Regions from separate parts of the Homo sapiens genome. Here region 1 is linked to region 2. A link is an interaction called in ENCODE POLR2A ChIA-PET data of the cell type or tissue named here. Cell type or tissue: PC-9. All regions are shown on one strand. Each heading gives the region's core, and the rest is flanking DNA. Links, peaks and the distances in the headings are about the cores only.

Region 1 (6,392 bases), core at 1,574-4,073, 840 kb before region 2:
TGCTATAAAGACACATGCACATGTGTATTTACTGCAGCACTATTTACAACAGCAAAGACTTGGAACCAACCCAAATGTTCAACAATGATAGACTGGAGTAAGAAAATGTGGCACATATATACCATGGAATACTATGCAGCCATAAAAAATGATGAGTTCATATCCTTTGTAGGGACATGGATGAAGCTGGAAACCATCATTCTTAGCAAACTATTGCAAGGACAAAAAACCAAACACCACATGTTCTCACTCATAGGTGGGAGTTGAACAATGAGAACACATGGACACAGGAAGGGGAACATCACACACCGGGGACTGTTGTGGGGTTGGGGAAGGGGGAGGGATAGCATTAGGAGATATATCTAATGCTAAATGATGAGTTAATGGGTACAGCACACCAATATGGCACATGTATACATATGTAACAAACCTGCACGTTGTGCACATGTACCCTAAAAGTTAAAGTATAATTAAACAACAAAAATGTTGACTATTGGCCCCCACTCTCTTCTGGCTTGTAGAGTTTCTGCCGAGAGGTCTGCTGTTAGTCTGATGGGCTTCCCTTTGTGGGTAACCAGACCTTTCTCTCTGGCTGCCCTTAACATTTTTTTCCTTCATTTCAACCTTGGTGAATCTGACAATTATGTGTCTTGTGGTTGCTCTTATTGAGGAGTATCTTTGTGGTGTTCTCTGTATTTTCTGAATTTGAATGTTGGCCTGCCTCACTAGGTTGGGGAAGTTCTCCTGGATAATATCCTGAAGAGTGTTTTCCAACTTGGTTTCATTCTCCCAGTCACTTTCAGATACTGCAAATCAAACGTGGATTTGGTCTCTTCACATAGTCCCACATTTCTTGAATTCTTTGTTCATTTCTTTTTACTCTTTTTTTCTGTAAACTTCTCTTCTCACTTTATTTCATTGATTTGATTTTCATATTTCATTAATTTGATCTTCAATCACTGATACCCTTTCTTCCACTTGATCAAATTGGCTATTGAAGCTTATGCATGTGTCACGTAGTTCTCATGCCATGGTTTTCAGCTCCATCAGGTCACTTAAGGTCTTCTCTACACTGTTTATTCTAGTTAGCCATTCATCTAATTTTTTTCAAGGTTTTTAGCTTCCTTGTGCTGGGTTCAAACATCCTCCTTTAGCTCAGAGTAGTTTGTTATTACCAACCTTCTGAAGCCTACTTCTATCAACTCGTCAAAGTCATCCTCCATCCAGCTTTGTTCTGTTGCTGGTGAGGAGCTGCAATCCTTTGGTGGAGAAGAGGCCCTCTGGTTTTTAGAATTTTCAGCTTTCCTGCTCTGGTTTCTCCCAATCTTTGTGATTTTATCCAACTTTGGTCTTTGATGTTGGTGACCTACAGATGGCGTATTGGCTTGGATGTCCTTTTTGTTGGTGCTATTCCTTTCTGTTTGTTAATTTTTCTTCTAATGGTCAGGCCCCTCAGCTGCAGGTATCTTGGAGTTTGCTGGAGGTCCACTTGAGACCCTGTTGTTTGCCTGGGTATCACCAGTGGAGGCTGCAGAACAGCGAATATTGCAGAACAGCGAATATTGCAGAACAGCAAATACTGCTATCTGATATTTCTTCTGGAAGCTTTATTCCAGAGGGGCACCCGCCTGTATGAGGTGTTAGTCAGCCCCTACTGGGGGGTGTCTCCCAGTTAGGCTACATGGGGGTCAGGGACCCACTTGAGGAGGCAATCTGTGCGTTCTCAGAGCTCAAACACCATGATGGTAGAACCACTGCTCTCTTCAGAGCTGTCAGACAGGGACGTTTAAGTCTGCAGAAGTTTCTGCTGCCTTTTGTTCAGCTATGCCCTGCCTCTAGAGGTGGAGTCTATAGAGGCAGCAAGCCTTGCGGTGCTGCAGTGGGTTCTGCTGAGTTCGAGCTTCCTGGCCACTTTGTTTACCACTCATGACTCAGCAATGGCTGAAGCCCCTCCCCCTGCCAGGCTGCTGCATCACAAGTCGATCTCAGACTGCTGTGCTAGCAGTGAGCAACGCTCTGGGGGCATGGGACCCGCCAAGCCAGGCATGGGATATAATCTCCTGGTGTGCTGTTTGCTAAGACTGTTGGAAAAGCACAGTATTTGAGTGGGAGTGTCCCGTTTTTCCAGGTACAGTCTGTCACGGCTTTCCTTGGCTAGGAAACTGAAATCCCCCAACCCCTTGTGCTTCCGGGGTGAGGCGATGCCCCACCCTGCTTTGGCTTGCCCTCTGTGGGCTGCACCCACTGTTCAACCAGTCTCAATGAGATGAACCAAGTACCTCAGTTGGAAATGCAGAACTCACCCATCTTCTGCGTTGATCATGCTGGGAGCTGCAGATCAGAGCTGTTCCTATTTGGCCATCTTGGAATGGCCACACCCTTTGTCTCTTCTTAAAGCTTTTTTCTTGAAACCTATTTTGCCTGGTGTCAGTATAGCTACTACTGCCCTTTTCTGGTTTCCACTGGCATGGAATATCATTTTCCATCCCTTTATAGTCAGTCTAAGTGCATCTTTATAGGGCAAGTATGTTTCTTGTAGGCAACTGATCATTGGGTCTAGTTTTTTCATCCATTATGCCACTCTATATCTTTTAGAGAATTTATTCTATTCAATGTTATTATTGACAAGTAAGGACTTACTCCTGCCGTTTTCTTATTTGTTTTCTGGTCATTTTGTGGTGTTCTTTTCTCTCTCTTTCTTTCTTTCTCTCTTTTTCTTTCTTTCTTCTTTCCTACCTGTCTTCCTTTAGAGAAGGTGAATTTCTCTCGTGACATGATTTAGTTTCTTGCTCTTTATTTTTTGTGTATTCATTTTATGTTTTTTTTGAGGTTACCATGAGGCTTGCAAATATGATTGTATAACTCATTATTTTAACCTGATAACAACTTAACACTCCACAAACAAACAAGCAAGCAAAAAGAAAACTAATAAAAACTCTATGCCTTAACTTAATCCCTCCACTTTATAACTTTGTTTTTTCTATTTGTCTTATTGTACTGTATATGCTTTGAAAAGTTGTTGTAGTTATTATATTTGATTGGTTTGTCATTTCGTCTTTCTACTTAGAGTAACAGTAGGTTACAGCATTATAAAATTTTGTATTATTCCATGTACTTACTATTATCAGTAAGTTTTGTACTTTCAGTTGATTGCTTATGGCTCATTAACATCCTGTTCTTTGTGATTGAAGTACTCCCTTTAGCATTTCTTGTAAGACAGGTCTTGTGTTGATGAAATCCTTCAGGTTTTGTTTGTCTGGAAAAGTCTTTATTTCTCTTTAGTGTGTGAAGGATATTTTCACAGGATATGCTATTCTATGGTAAAAGTTATTTTCTTCTGGCACTTTAAGTATATCATGCCACTCTCTCCTGGTCTGTAAGGTTTCCACTGAAAAGTCTGCTGCCAAACATATTGAAGCTCCATTGTATGTTATTTTTTTTCTTTTCTCTTTCTGCCCTTAGGATCCATTCCTTATCCTTGAATTTTGGGCGTTTGATTATTAAATGCCTTGAGATAGTCTTCTTTGGGTTAAATCTGCTTGGTGTTCTATAACTTTCTTGTATTTGGATATTGATATCTTTTGCTAGGTTTAGGAAGTTCTCTGATATTATCTGTTTCAATAAACTTTCTAATTCTGTCTCTTTCTCTACCTCCTCTTTAAGGCCAAAAACTCTTAGCTTTGCCCTTTTGAAGCTATTTTCTAGGCCCTGTAGGTGTGCTTTATTGTTTTTTATTATTTTTTCTTTTGTCTCTGCTATGTATTTTCAAGTAGCCTATCTTCAAGCTCACAAATTCTTTCTTCTGCTTGATCAATTCTGCTATTAAGAGACTCTGATGCATTCTTCAGTATGCCAATTGCATTTTTTTTTTTTTTTTTGAGACGGAGTCTCGCTCTGTCGCCCAGGCTGGAGTGCAGTGGCGCGATCTCGGCTCACTGCAAGCTCCGCCTCCCGGGTTCACGCCATTCTCCTGTCTCAGCCTCCCGAGTAGCTGGGACTACAGGCGCCCGCTACCACGCCCGGCTAATTTTTTGTATTTTTAGTAGAGACGGGGTTTCACCGTGTTAGCCAGGATGGTCTCGATCTCCTGACCTCGTGATCCACCCGCCTCGGCCTCCCGAAGTGCTGGGATTACAGGCGTGAGCCACCGCACCCGGCCGCCAATTGCATTTTTAGATCCAGAATTTTTGCTTGATTCTTTTTAATTGTTTCAATCTCTTTATTCAATTTATCTGACAGAATTCTGAGCTCCTTCTCTTTGTTACCTTGAATTTGAGTTTCTTCAACACAGCTATTTTGAATTAGCTGTCTGAAAGGTCACATATCTCTGTTTCTCCAGAATTAGAGAATCCTGGTGGCTTATTTAGTTCATTTGGTGATGCCATGTTTTCCTAGATGGTGTTGATGCTATAGATGTTCTTTGGTGTCTGGGAATGGAAGACTTATGTAGTTATTGTAGTCTTCACTATATGGACTTGTTTGTGCCCATCTTTCTTGGAAAGGCTTTCCAGATGTTTGAAAGGACTTGGGTGTTGTGATCTAAGCTGTATCTGCTGTAAGGGGCACCCAAAGCCCAGCCATGCTGTGATTCTTGCAGACTCATAAAGGTACTGTTTTGATGGTCTTTGACAAGATCCAGGAGAATTCTCTGGATTGCCAGGCAGAGACTCTTGTTCTCTTCCCTTAGTTTCTACCAAACAAATGGAGTCTCTCTCTGTTCTGAGCCATCTAAATCTGAGGGTGAAGTGATGCAATCACCCCTGTGGCTACCACCACTGTAACTGCACTGGGTCAGACCTGAAGCCAGCACAGCACTGAATCTCACCCAATTCCTGCTGTAACAACTCCCTGGCTACTGCCTATGTTTGCCGAAGGCCTAGGGGGCTCTATAATCAGCAGTTGGCAAAGCCAGTTAGGCCTATATCCTTCTCTTCAAGGTAGCGAGTTGCCCCAGGCCCAGTTGGTTCTAGAGGTTCTGTCCAGGAGTCAAGACTAGGGTCAGAACTTTGGAATTCCACCTTGTATTCTATTGTACTGTGGCTGAGCTGGCAATGAAACCACAAAACAGTTCTTTCTACTCTTCCCTCCCCTTTCCAAAGGCAGAGAAGCCTCACCCTGTATCCACCACCACCACAGGCAATGGGGAGTTCTGCCGGACTACTGCCAATGCTCACTTAATGCCCACGGGCTCTTAAGTCAGCTTGTGGTACATGTTGCCTGGCCTGGAGCTCACCATTCAGGACAGTGGGCTCCCCTCTGGCCCCGGGCAGGTCCAGAGATGCTGTCCAAGAGTCAAGTCCTTGAATCAGGGATCCCAAGAGCCTGCTTGGTGCTCTACCTCTCTGTGGCTGTACTGGTTCCTAAGGTGCAAGAAAAAGTCCCCTTTATTTTTTCTCTGCTTTTCTCAAGCAGAAGGAGTTTTGTCCCATAGCTGCTATAGCTGGTAATGTGCTGAATCTCACCAGCAAGTCTCAGAGGCTCACCCAAGGCCCTCAGCATAGTACCTGGGTACCACTGCTGGTTGTTCAGGGCCCAAGGGCTCTTTACTTAGCAGGTGGTGAATACTGTCAGGATTGGGCCCCTCCCTCAAGACAGTGTGTCCCTTATGGCTGAGGGTGTGTCTAGAAATGTAACCTGGGATCTAGGGCCTGGAATGGGGGCCTAGTGATTCTGACCAGTGCCCCATCCTGCTGTTGAAAAGCTGGTATCCAAGATGTAAGATACATCTTGAGTCTTCCCCATTGTTCCCTCCAGGAAGAAGTGGAAGGAAGGAGCCTCTTTTGGATCTGCAAGCTGTGCAGCTTGGGGTTAGGGGAGGGGTGATTCCAGCACTCCCTTGGCTTCCCCAGCTGGTGTCTCAGTAGGTTGAGTACCTCCTCTGCCTTCCTAGTCCACTGTTCCTGGGCCCAGTTCAGCATTAGGACTTATCTAAAAATTGCAGTCCTTATGGCCTAGACTGCTTTTCATGTCTACTTAGAGCACCAGAGCACTGTAGCCTGTGGTGGTGTGGTTTGTAGGAAGTCAAGTTTGTACTGCTGGGATCAGTGAGTCACCTTTGACTAGGGCTGGTTTAAATGCTCTTTCCATTGGCAGGTATCTGCTAAGTTTGGTCTAGTTTTCCTTTCTCTTCTAATAGGACAGCAGTGAGTTCAATGCCTCACGTTTGCTGTTCTCTCCCTCCCCCAGCACCCAGAGATCCTCTGCACCATGTGGCAGCTGCCAGGGGTGGCAGAGGGGTGGTATTGGTGATTCAAGACTGTTTTTTCTATTTCTTCACTGCATCTTTCAGTGGTATGTAGTTAAATCCAGGTACTATGAGGGCTCACCTAATTTTTGTTTTTTATGAAGTTACTTCTTCTGTGTAGATAGTTGTTTAATTAGTGTCCTTGTAG
Region 2 (6,392 bases), core at 2,386-4,885:
CCCCTGCAGGACACAGTGTACATAAGCTCTCAGAGCCCCCAGAGCCCTCTGAGCTGTTGGCACCTCCTTCTTCTTCTAACAATAGATCCAGCTCATGATCCTGCCTGGCTGGCTTCTCCATGCAGTGGATTTTTCCATTCAAGTTTTAAAATTGAACATGGCTCAAGAGTACAGTTCCTGCCAAAGTTCATAAATGCCATTTTCTTTTTGCAACAAAGCTATTTTCAGGAGGTTTCCCTAGGAGCCTCAGTGTACAGCTGTTGCTGATATATAAAGCACAAAGTACATAGACACTAATCACAAACAAACTACAAGAGAGAATGCAAAGTGCTGAGTTCAAGATTTTTCCTTTCAACAAACCAAGAGGGCTGCTTTAAACCACTTGATTTATAGTATTTGTTCGACGGCCTCTGCAAATTTACTACATATTCAGATTTTTGATTGTTTGTTTTTTGAAGAGGAAATGCGAATGTCACCTCCAGTGAAAGGGCACATTCACATACAGATGTCTTCTATGTGACAATATAAAAGAATAATTGACCAATAATCCAGAGAGAGCAATGTTACAACACACACGTATAAGTGCTGGGCAGCAATCATCAGGATGAGATAGTTCAAAACATTCCCTGCCTCCTTCCGCTAAGGAGAAGTTGGTATTTGAGCACTCGCTTGTGCTCTTTCCCTATCTTATTTAATAGGAATTATTCTTTTGCTAAGTGACAATCTAAATAAAAAATAAATGAGGAGTGGGGATAAAGAAAAATGCCCCAGAGGTGTCTGTTGAGAGAGTATTTTAGGAGAGTTTAGCAGATAAGAGTAATTGAGATGTGAGAAATGAAGGATAAGAGGACATTAAAGATAGTATATGAACAGTTATCAGGGCCTGTGACTTTCACCCTTTGAATATTTTTTCAAAAGACTGTAAACTTCTTTCATATTATTTTGGAAGATTTGAACTTCCTTGGTTGAAATTATTGCAGAAATTCAAACACAAATTTATATGGATTGCATAAACAATAACTTAAAATGGATTAGACACATTTTTATTGATGGTTAATTTCATATGAATTTATATTGGTGGTCAATTATATGAATTTTATACTGATGAAACATGTCCAAATTGTTTCAATTAAATGAGGAAAAAAACACAAACAAGTACATGGTCACTGTGAATTAATAAATACTAGAATTTATTTATTTCTTTATTAAATGTATTCATTCAGTAAAGGTCTTGGGCACCTAACACATGGCAGACTATATAAAAAACTGAGATTTCAAAATTGAATAAGGTGACTGCTGACCACAAGGAGTTCACAATTTACTGGGGTAAGACTGATGCAAAACAGATCATTAGTATACAACATGATAAATGATAGAAACCTGTATATGGTCTAAGGGAACAGGGTGGAGAAGTCCTAACAAAGCCTAGATTTGATTTCCTGGAGTAAAGTGATGCTTATTCAGTGAGCGAAAGATGTGTGGGAGGTTGTCAAGATAAAAGAAGGAGGAAAAAAGTGACTCCATGCCAAGAGCACATTATAAGCCAAGTTACAGTATGTAGAAAACAGAATAGGGGTGGTGGTGGTGGTGGTGGTAGTGGTAGTGGTGGTGCATGTGTTTCTCTGTGTGTACATGCATGCCAAGAAAACAAGAAGGAATTTTGTCACAGTAAAATAAAACATGTCGTCAGAAGTGACAAGATATAAGAGCTGTACTTAGAGAAGCAGAAGGGTCAGACAAAGGGTGGATCAAGGATGATCCAGGGGGCCAGGCGCTGTGGCTCATGCCTGTAATCCCAGAACTCTGGGAGGCCGAGGTGGGTGGATTATTTGAAGTCAGGAGTTCAAGACCAGCCTGGCCAACATGGTGAAACCCCACCTCTACTAAAAATACAAAAATTAGCCGGGCATGGTGGCAGGCACCTGTAATCCCAGCTACTCGGGAGGCTGAGGCAGGAGAATCGCTTGAACCCGGGAGGTGGAGGTTGCAGTGAGCCCAGATTGTGCCACTGCACTCCAGCCTGGGTGATAGAGTGAGACTCTGTCTCAAAAAAAAAAAAAAAAAAAAAAAAATGATCCAGGGTATCATGATACGGAAGAAAGAAGAAGAGAAACCACTGAGGAATGTAAGAGAACGGAACAGTGAAATTTACAGCTGGATTGAAGAAAGATGTAACTGTAAGCAGAGAGAAGAGGTAGGGAGCCATTGCACGATCTATAAAAAAATATTGAAAGTTCTGACTGCGGTTAAAAAAAAAAAAAGATGAGGGTGAACGAAAGACACAGATTCAGGAATAATTAATAAATGTTAATAAATAAACTTGGTAGAAGTTGGTTTTTGATTGAACATATGTGATGGGAGAGAAGAATATGAGTCCCCAATTTCTAAGCTGAGTACCTGGGAAGATGATCGTGTTGGTGAAGCCATCTAAAGAAATAGAGAATGGAAAAGGGGAAATGAGATTGGTAGAGGTGAGCCTAAGTGTTATGTGAGAAGAGATGATGATTTGAAAGTTAAGTATATAATCTGAAGTTCAGAGGAATGCTGTTGGCTAGAGATGTGTATAGATTTGAGACTAACAGCAAGTGATGTTTGTTGAAACTATGACAGTGGATGAGGTCACCCAGGGAAGATATGTGGGTATAGAGAGTAAATGGCCAAATTAAAATTTAAAGATTGGACAGAGGAAGGTAAGTTCACTAAGGCAAAAGAGAATAGCTAAAGAAATACATGAAAAATGAGAATATTGCAATGTTATAGAAGTCAAGCAAGTAGAATTTCACAAAAAGCTAGTAATTGGCCATTTCTTGCAAATGAAGCACATGAGGATTTTGACTCGCAGGGCACCAGAAAGGCATGATAGAAAGCATGCCTCTGAACCCTTTGAAAGCTTTCCAAACTTTAAATTGCTATCACCCCCAGAAAGATCCAGATAGATCTTCGGTGGAGGACGTTAATATGAGACATCACCTAAACAATTGAATAAAATGTAGAAAAAGATCCTCAACACCAATATAATTAAAAGGAAAGAAACCATAGAACAATTGTGACACTAGAAAAACTATAATGATCTCAGATCTACTCTCTCAAGTCTCTGAGAACTTGATAAAAAAAAAAACACTGTTCTCTATCTAGTTAAAGGAAGTCACTTTTTTTCTGAGAAACCACCATATGTTAAGCTGTCTTTATATAGACCTTAATAATCCTCACAGTCAGGAAACTAAGATTCAAGGAAATTTTAAAAAATATATCATGAAGTCATATAGCTAATTAATGATGAAACTTTTATTAAAACCCAATTTAAAGAGTAATCCAGAGCAAGTGTCAATACTGTTGAATCTAAAATAAAGACTAATAAAACAATATTTAAAGTGAACATCTTTGTAAAACAAGAAATAGAAACATAAGCCAATAGGGTGACCATATTTCCCAGTTTGTACAAAATAGTTCCATTTTATGCTTATTGTCCTTGTAATTATTAGTAGCACTTACGCCCTTCGCTCCTTTAAGTGTTGTGGTTTGGAGAATAAATATGTGGACACTCTACATAGCAATGTTGTGACATGGCATGTTAGAGATCTAAGGTATACAGTAATTTGAGGACAAAGAAAACAACTGAATTGCAATGTTTTTCTACCACTGAGGTTTCAACAATTGCAGCTGTACCTTTTCCTTCTCTGAGACAGCACGTCAGCATTTCCTTCCATTTTCTCTATTTTTAGAAACGTAAAATTCAGCTATAAAATATGGCTGTTGGCAGACAGTACAGACAAGAGTAGAATTCTGCATAATAAATCTATAGTTGAAAAATATGGATTCTGTGGGCATTCTATGGAGTTCTTGCTGTTGGCCATGACTTTCTACTAAAGCGATCTCTTTAACAAGTACCTGTTCAATTCCTAATTGAGCTTTCGAAGGTAAAAGTTGCTCTTTCTGCCTGTAATCCCAGGCCTTTGGGAGGCCGAGGTGGGCAGATCACGAGGTCAGGAGATCGAGACCATCCTGGCTAACACAGTGAAACCCCATCTCTACTAAAAGTATAAAAAATTAGCCGGGCATTGTGGCAGGTGCCTGTGTTCCCAGCTACTCGGGAGGCTGAGGCAGGAGAATGGCATAAACTTGGGAGGTGGAGCTTGCAGTGAGCCAAGATCACACCACTGCATTCCAGCCTGGGTGACTGAGCGAGACTCCGTCTAAAAAAAAAAAAAAGTTGCCCTTTCTTGTGACTTCATTCATTTTATCCCATATATATAAGTAATATTCATTGAGTAAAATGTGTGAATTTATTTTTTACTGAATCTTTGAGATAATTTTCAAAGATACATGGGAAGTATCTTTTTCAACAGCATTATAGGATATTAGTGGTAAAAGAAAGTTCAGAGATTATCTAATGCCACCCTTATTCAATTTTCAAATGAGAATATAGAAACTGAGAAAGCATAAGTGATTTGCCCACAATCACAGAGTTAATTAGTGACAGATGAATACATTTATGGTCTCTTATGGGAAAAGACAGAATAATGGAATTCTTATGGTTGAAGAAACATTAAACTGGATAATTTGACACCTGTAAAAGATATTCATTAAAGACAAATTTGTGCCTGCCACACACTGATTTCTGTTCCAATTTTCTGTCAGTCTACACTTACAGCTAGAGCTGGCAACTATCATACAAGCAGTCAACACTTACATTCTTAAACACTTTTTTGTCAAAGTATCATGGACATCAAAGACCTCTAAACACATGAATCTCTAAAGAGATAAAAACCAGATATGAGAAATCTAAGTTGTACAAAGTTGTTCCTTTGATTCTTCTTTGAGCCCTGAACTGACATTTTTCCCTAACACTTATGCTCTGAACCATATGACAGTCCATCAAGTTGTTGGTGTTTGTCTGCTTTGTCCTAATTAAGGATCTCCCTGTGTTCTGCTGCCTTGTTTAAAATGTCAACAAAAGCTTTAAATAGCACTGTATCTCAGTGTGTGCACTCATTATTAATTCAACATCTGGATCAAAGTAAATGATATTATATCTTACTGAAATATGCTTTGTTTTTTCTTATTAAGCTTGGCAGTTAGATGATTGTCAAAAGATGCATGCTTTATTAAAACGCTTTAAGCAAGAAGGGTATATCTTAGTACAAAATTAGATAGAACAGGAAATCCATTAAGGAAATATACAACATTTTGATTTTATATTTCCTTGAATCTCTACACATAGAGTTTTCTAATTTTTTTTTTCTTAATTTGATGACTAGGACTTGTTAAATTTTCACCAATTAATTAGAAAATAAAAATTTTGGTAAAATGACTCTGATGAAGCACAAAATGATATGCACTTTTATTGTTTTATTTGGCTAATGGCACAGTTTAGCATGTCCAATTTTTCTCTAAAGCCTTATATTCTCTGTGGCACCAACAGCAGTTCATTACCCCAAAATGGAGCTCAGTATTTGTTTCACAAATAGTCTTACCAACAATCGCCAAAATAATGAAAATATTATTGCAATATGCACAATTATCAAAAGAATTGATTAGATATAATTAATTCCTATGATTTCTCAGTAATGTGACCTTACTATGCATTAAGCAATGACCTGGTTTCCAATTACCAAAAACTTCATTGCCTTCTGAATGTAGATATATGGCATTTTGTGATGTACTATCCGTTGATTATTAAAAATTGCTTCAGCAAGTTTCAGGAACTATGTCTGTGTTCTCAAACAGAAATTAAATAATATACTACTACAGATTAAATAAATGCCTTTTAAAAGTATGATTTGAGGAGATGTCAGCAAGATGATAAAATAAGGCTCTCCAGTGCTCCCTCTCTCACAGAAACATCAATTTGAACAACTATCCGCACACAAAAATACCTTCACAAAAGTGAAGGAAACCAGGTGAGAGATTTCAGCACCTGGGTATAGCACGGAAACAAGAAAAGATGCACTGGAGAGAGAGGAAGGACAGTTTCACATTACCTGCTTCACTTTTCCCCCAATTACCAGACAGCACAGCATGGAGACAGATACCCTCCACATGATGGTAGGAGAAGGAAGTGAGCATCAGACTTTGCCTTAGACCCCAACACTGGGCCTGCCACAGAAAAACCCAGCACCAAAGAGACCCTCACAGCCCTAGACACCAGGCTAGTACTTGTGGACTGAGCTTCCACACCTTTCCCAGCACTGATCAGGGGCTTATAGCCTTAGACTCAAGGTCTATACAGCAGACTTGGTCTCTGGGCCACTCTACTGCCAGGTCTACCTTAGCAGCCCAGCCTCTGGAACTTCTCCAGCACTGGGCTGTCCCCTATAATCCTGGACATCAGATCCATCCCAGTAACTGACTATTTCCTGCAGACTCAGACTCAAAGCCAATCCCAGAGCCAA

What was found. Peaks named below come from ENCODE experiments on the same cell type or tissue, not always from the same donor. Only the 100,000 strongest peaks of a DNase experiment are listed, where the experiment ranks them.
Region 1: POLR2A ChIA-PET joins it to region 2 with 5 read pairs; 2 of 35 experiments call an interaction of 5 or more read pairs at or near these places.

Annotation. Positions count from the first base shown.
Region 1 is chr4:85,194,283-85,200,674 of GRCh38, forward strand. No RefSeq gene overlaps it. Among named protein-coding and RNA genes, the nearest start is that of WDFY3, 230 kb to the left of the region's middle. In PC-9, for the core only: no CTCF peak of the experiment used is centred there; no DNase peak of the experiment used is centred there.
Region 2 is chr4:86,033,324-86,039,715 of GRCh38, forward strand. The region is part of intron 11 of MAPK10 (mitogen-activated protein kinase 10); the gene reads right to left. Among named protein-coding and RNA genes, the nearest start is that of MAPK10-AS1, 83 kb to the right of the region's middle. In PC-9, for the core only: no CTCF peak of the experiment used is centred there; a DNase peak (open chromatin) is centred at 3,638; H3K27ac peaks cover 530 bases.